2 separate regions of the Homo sapiens genome follow, and region 2 is linked to region 1. The links are chromatin contacts, found by Hi-C in ENCODE. All regions are on one chromosome and are shown on one strand. Each heading gives the region's core, a stretch centred on a gene start or an enhancer-like site at or near the end of the contact. The rest is flanking DNA. Distances are from core to core; before and after follow the strand shown. Region 1 overlaps LOC107984543 (a long non-coding RNA gene). Region 2 holds the start of LINC02392 (long intergenic non-protein coding RNA 2392).

The links. Hi-C counts contacts between places; a loop is a spot of excess contacts on that map. Pooled maps may share reads with other maps.
Region 2: a loop to region 1 is called in a map with no recorded cell type, with 2.2 times the contacts of the local background. The contact joins the promoter of LINC02392 here to the enhancer-like site in region 1. A Hi-C loop is called at or near these places in 3 of 37 single-sample maps with no recorded cell type and 9 of 50 pooled maps.

What each region holds. Positions count from the first base shown.
Region 1 is chr12:89,759,426-89,762,476 of GRCh38, forward strand. All of the region lies in intron 2 of LOC107984543 (a long non-coding RNA gene), which reads left to right. Among named protein-coding and RNA genes, the nearest start is that of ATP2B1-AS1, 52 kb to the left of the region's middle. Within about 2 kb of position 1,511, at least 4 of the 41 ENCODE cell types and tissues checked have a DNase peak (open chromatin) inside an H3K27ac peak, as active enhancers do.
Region 2 is chr12:90,291,838-90,294,888 of GRCh38, forward strand. LINC02392 (long intergenic non-protein coding RNA 2392) reads left to right here and starts at 1,481. Exons shown (of 3, transcript NR_135018.1): 1 at 1,481-1,723.

The DNA.
Region 1 (3,051 bases), core at 261-2,760:
CACAATTTACCCATGTAACAAACCTGCACACATACTCCCTGAATCTAAAATTAAAGTTGAAATTTGCTTACAAAATGATTAAGGATATTCTCCTAAAAAACACATCTTTTCGTACCTAAAAAAACACATCTTTTCGTACCTAAAAAAACTAATAATAATAATCCAAACCATCACCTAATATAACCTCTATATTTAAATTTCCATAACTGTCACCAAATGTCACTTATAGCTGTATTGTTTTTCTTTGTAGCAACCAGTCTAGGATTATGTATAGCATTTGAGTTTGAGATCTTTCATCTCTTTTTACAGAATAGTTTCCCACTCTTTTTTTTTTTTTTTTTTTGCTTTTCATGCTATTATTTTTTTCTGAAGAGTCTAGGTCACTTGTAATAAAAAGTGTTCCAAATTTTGTATTTGTTTAATTGTTTTCTCATAGTTAGATTTAGGTTAAAGTATTTCTGGCAGAAAGAGTACACAGGTGAATGACAGGTTGCTCCATTGTCGGTGATACTGAGTTTAGTCACTTGATTAGGATAGTTACTGCCAGACTTCTTCATTGTAAAGGTAAACTTTCTACTTTTTAATTGATAAGCTATCTGTGGAGCAATACTTTGAGTTCAAGGTTTTAGCATCCGTTGATGATCCTTGACTGAATTAATTACTACACTGGAGAGTACAGAATTCTCGTTTTCTCCCTATACTGCCTGTAGACTAGGAATCTTCTGCTCCTAAAGCTGTACTTCTAGTGTTCTGAAACCAGTGTGCTCCACTGTGGATACCACCATGCAGTGGTAGAAGGAGCAAGAGGTGAGTCATGGAATCAGATAGCAGATAAAATGGCAGATCAGGTACTAGAGATGCTGGGCATGGCATATTATTGAGAAGCAAAAGAGCTAGTTTGGTGATACTAAAGTTTCAATTCTGTATTTTTTGGGTGGTCACACTTTGTATTTTCCATTCGTTAGCTAACTTTCCTTTCAAAATAGTGTTTTTGGGGGGGAAGGGAAAATAATTAAACACATTTGATATAAATCTATTTTTAATCCCTTTATTATAGTTTTCTGTTCTCTTTGCATTTTTCCTCTTGTTTTCTCTTCTCTTCTTTTCTCTCTTTAGAGCCCTTTCTTCTTTTTAAAATATCTGCTCAAAATTTAACTATGAATTTTCTGTTTTCTCAATTTACCTCTTCCAATTGATCAGACTGTAATTTTTCTTCTAGTTGATTGGTGCTTTTCGCTCTTCTAGGTAGGATGAGGGCTTCAGAAATTATATGGCAACTTTTAATTCTCACATGTGATGCCCTAGGCTCAACTCTTCATGTAATAAAACACCTTATTTTAGAAAATATTCATTTAAAAAGATATTACAACATATTCTCAAACAAACTTTGATGAGTTTAGTTGTCTCAGCACTACTCTGGCTATTTTAAAGTACATTATTTTGTTAACCACACCCTTTCACCTTTTATAAAGCTGAAAAATAGGAAGCGTTTTTTTCTTTTCATTTTTTGTCTTGGTAGTTTGTAACCACATTTTTTGCACTGTGGTTTCATGTAAGCGGTTGTTGATAATCAACTGATGAGTGTTGTTATGTACAAAAGTCATGCTTTTGAGGCATGGAAGTGAGTGAAAGAACATTTGAGACAATGTATATTTAACTCTACAAATAACATGTTTCTATGGTATGGAAGACAAATGATTTTCTCTAATTTTTCACCTGTCCAACAAACAGCACTTTGGTTGTTCAAAGATTATTGTCATGATTCACTTTGTAGTTTAAAATAAAGATTAGATATTTTTTGTCTTAGTGCAATTTAATTACTTATTAAAAAAAATCCCAGGAGGCTTTAGCAATTCCCTCCTGAATAATTTACAACTCAAAATGATAATAGTAATACTATAGTATATGACATTGTTTTAAATTAAAAGATGTAAGTTAATCGATTGATATGATTTTAAATTCAATTCTCTGAACGAAAATTAAGAATTAAGCTCACACATAAGGATTGGAGAAGGCCTTCTGTGGTGGCAGTTGTTAATGTCTTTCAGTGCTTTGGAAGAAAATTGCGGAAGGAGACTTTGGCTATGCCTCAGGGATGTCCTTGACACTGCACCTGCCACGTGATTTTTCCAGACAAGGAAGGCTATTTTCCTCAAAATGTGAATTTAATCCCTATGTAAACCTTCTGAGGCTAGAAATTCAGTCACATTATATAGTATAAATGATATTTTAGAAGAATATGTTGTTTGAAGAAGATCAGTTTTGAGCCTGTTTAATATTAACAAAGAATTTCCTAAACTTAGTTGCCCCTGGAAATTATCCTTTGTACTGAAAAACCCCCAAAACACAAAACATGTTAAAACAAAACAAAACAAAACAGTGGCACTTGTGTTCTATAGAATTCACTTTGGAAATTGAAATTTAGTGACTTTATTTTGGAAGTTAAAGTCTATACCAGATAGTTTTTGAAAGCACCTTCAATCCTATAACAATAAAATTCCAGTATAACATGTTAGCAAGATCTTGTGTTCAACATTGTGTTATAATATACTATAGATACAATTTCTCTGTAAGAAAAAAAATGTTGTTTACTAACGTAAATGCAGTTTTAAGGGGAATTAAAATGAGTTTTCGTTACATGATATTTTATTGGATGACTAAAAATGAGCTCATTTTAAGTGGAAAGACTGGTTTTATGATTCAGATATTTTTATTATAATTTAAAAAAGCATTTTCTTATAGTTTCTTTGAAATTAAAAAACAAGAAAACGTCAAAACCTGCCATTGAAGATTTTCTGGTGTCCTAGTGGCACTTTTCAGATGAAACTTTGAGAAACATTATTGTGATTTTTTAAAATAATAAAATGCTAACATGGTGCTATTGTATAGTCAAAATGTATAAGCAGTTAAATGTTACAGAATAGTTGAAAATATGTAAGACATTTATTTCATTGTTCCTTAGAAATTTTTTTTCATCAACCCTTGTTTCCTGAGCTAAACCAACCGAGGGACAAAAATAAGATTACAATGACAGAAAGTAGGAATTGTCTG
Region 2 (3,051 bases), core at 231-2,730, 530 kb after region 1:
TGTTGATATTTTCTCATTACTTTCTCTATTACTTAAGCCAAGAGGTTTTTATTAATCACTCACAAACTTGCATCTCTGCACTAAATTCTGGCAATACTTGGAATGCTTTGATGTCATATAGTATCTGAACAGAGCAATGTTCTTGATGGTATGTAGAATAATTGTAAAATAATTTTTATTTTTTCAAAAACAAAATTATCTTCAAAAGTGCCCACCTAGGGCACACTCTTTTTAACTTACATTCTGGCAAATAACTGATATTGACCATCCATTGCTCCTCAAAAGAAAAATGATTCCCTGTTAGACAGACTCTTAAGTTAAAAATACCTTTTAGGCATATACTTAAAGTCTCATTTCTTTTCCTATGTCCTCCACAATGTCTTTAATGTGCTTGATTTGGGTAATAACACCCAGCAGTCACGGAAGACAGAAACAGCCACCTTGATTACTCCCTCAGCATACTTATGCATGAACTGAGTCTTGATGCATGAACAAAAACACTTCAAGGTCATATTCCTTATCTCTCTAGGTTATTATTCTCTCTTAAGAGGAAACTACGATGCTTCCTCTCTTACCAGAATGATAATCGAGATATTAACACACGGCTTTGTCATAAATCCTAAACACAACTAAGTATAGATAAAGATCTACAACAGAGCAAAAATTCTCTAGCACTGGATACATACACAAACTATCCTAGGCAGTTTCTCCTAACAGCTGCTAAATTACTTCTATTAATTGCAGCTTCATAAAACTAAAGAAAAGAAAAGAAAAAGAAAGAAAACAACAAGGCTGTTTAATGGCATGCCTCTGTGTTACTACTTTTCTGTATGGTACACAGCAAAGCAATCAAACATTTGGACATTACAAATATCCTAGCAATCAATTTGATTTAAAATACTCTCCAAATGTAGATACTGCAAATGAAAAGACTCATTTCTTTTAGCCATTATTTCTAATGCTGCTAAAAAGATGCAGTTGGGGAAATGCTTATCAGAAGTACTAAATCAGCATTACAGATATATATCAAGGAACCAGATGAATCTACAATTGCAACCAATTTGTTTTTCAGACGAGGTTTTATTTTTTTTCAGACTTGATGGATGGCTGTTTTTTAAGAATAATATTTGTCTAGAATGGATTAACTCAGGAGAGTGATACAAATATACCCAAAAGAATGAAGAAGTGTAAGTGGAGAGTGGTATATATAAACTATATCCAGGAAGAAATGAAATAATCGAAAGGTCCATTTTATGCTTGACATTTAGAGAACAGCCCTCCAAATTTACATAGTGACAAGAATGCTGAACAAGGTCAGGACAATGGAAACTTCTTTGGCAGGATCTAGTTGTGATATCAATGGGGAAATGTCTTAAACCAGGTATCTCAACCTTAGTTCTATTGACATTCTGGGCTAGGTAATTCTTTGTTGTGAGAAACTGTTCTCTGTATTCTAGAATGCTTAGGAGCATTACTGACCTCTTCCAGTGCGATGCCAGTAGCACCCTCAACTGTGAAAATAAAAAATGTCTCCAGACATCGCCACTTGTTTCCTGAGGGCTAAATTACCAGTTGTTGTAAACTACTGTTTTACATACTTTTTGGTTTTTTAATCTCTAAAGAGAGGAGTTGTGAAAAGATGTGTCTTTTCCAGCTCTGATATTCTCTGACCTGTCCAGCTATGCTCACAAAATTGATGAGAAACTCTATCTGTTCTTATCAGGTAACACCAGAACTAGCCTTTTTATGTTCTCAACTTGCAGAAATTATAGCTAGTTTCCCCACACACAGTAAGGGAATTCCAACTGCATCTTGTGCCATATTTTGAGTTAAAATTTTACTTTGCTCGTTTTCATTCTTTATGCAGCATCTTCCGGATAGGGTGGTCAACTGTCTCAGTTACCTGAGACTTTCGTGGTTTTGGCATTGAAAGTCCTGTGTCCTGAAAAAGCCCTCGATCCTGAGGAAACAGATCACTTTCCTTCTATAACTATTTCCACATGGTTTTGCATGTGTGTAGATATGCGTATATACAAACATGTCATGAAGAATACTATAGTACTATTCTAATAGTGTTAGAATAGTATAGTAATAGAATAATATAGTACTCAGTTATCTTAATCTATTTTTTATTATTTTATTTTTAACATATTTTATGTTATCAAGTATTATTTAACTATATTATTTTAATGCATGATTATTATCTTATTCTATTAACGTACTACAGTTTATTGAATAATTTCCATATGATTAGACATTTATGCTCTTTCTAGTTTCTTTTAAAATAAAAAATCAATGCTCAATGAACATTCTAATAGTTACACATTTATGCATACCTTTTAAATATTTTTAAATTAAACATTTTAATTTTGAATAATTTAAAATATCCTACAGGATATAGATATATAACAACCCTGTATCTATTCTGTCATATTTAATTTACATTACAGAGTTAAAAAATAAATAGAAATGAAATTTAGCAAATTCAGCTGAAGTCTGTCCTCCCTACCTCCCCACGTGTACCCACTGTCCTTAAGAAAGTGTGTGCCATTCCCATCAATGACCCTGAACATTTGTCACATACTTAATTATCTACAAAAAGCAAAAACGATTCACCAGCATTGTACATTTCCTTTTGCATCTTGAGTTTTTGCCCAACATCATTTTTTAGAGATTTATCCATGTTGATAGATCTATATTATTAGCTATAACTGCTATATAATGTTCTGTTTCATGACTGAACTTTCATTTTTCCACTCATATTTAAAGACAATTACATTTTCAAATTATTTTGCTGTCACAAACAATGTTGCATTATTTGTATATGCACAAGTATATCTGTGTATATGCATCCTCATGTACAGCACAAAACTTCTGTAAGGTAAACAGATTTAGGAGGAAATGAGGATATGCATATCTTTAACTTCACTTCAGCTAGTTTTCTTCCTGAATGGTTATTCCAAATAACACTTTCGGAAGTAATGTACAAGAATTCTTGCTTCTCACTGCTTTCCTAAAACTTAATATTAGCAGACCTTATATTTTTTCCTT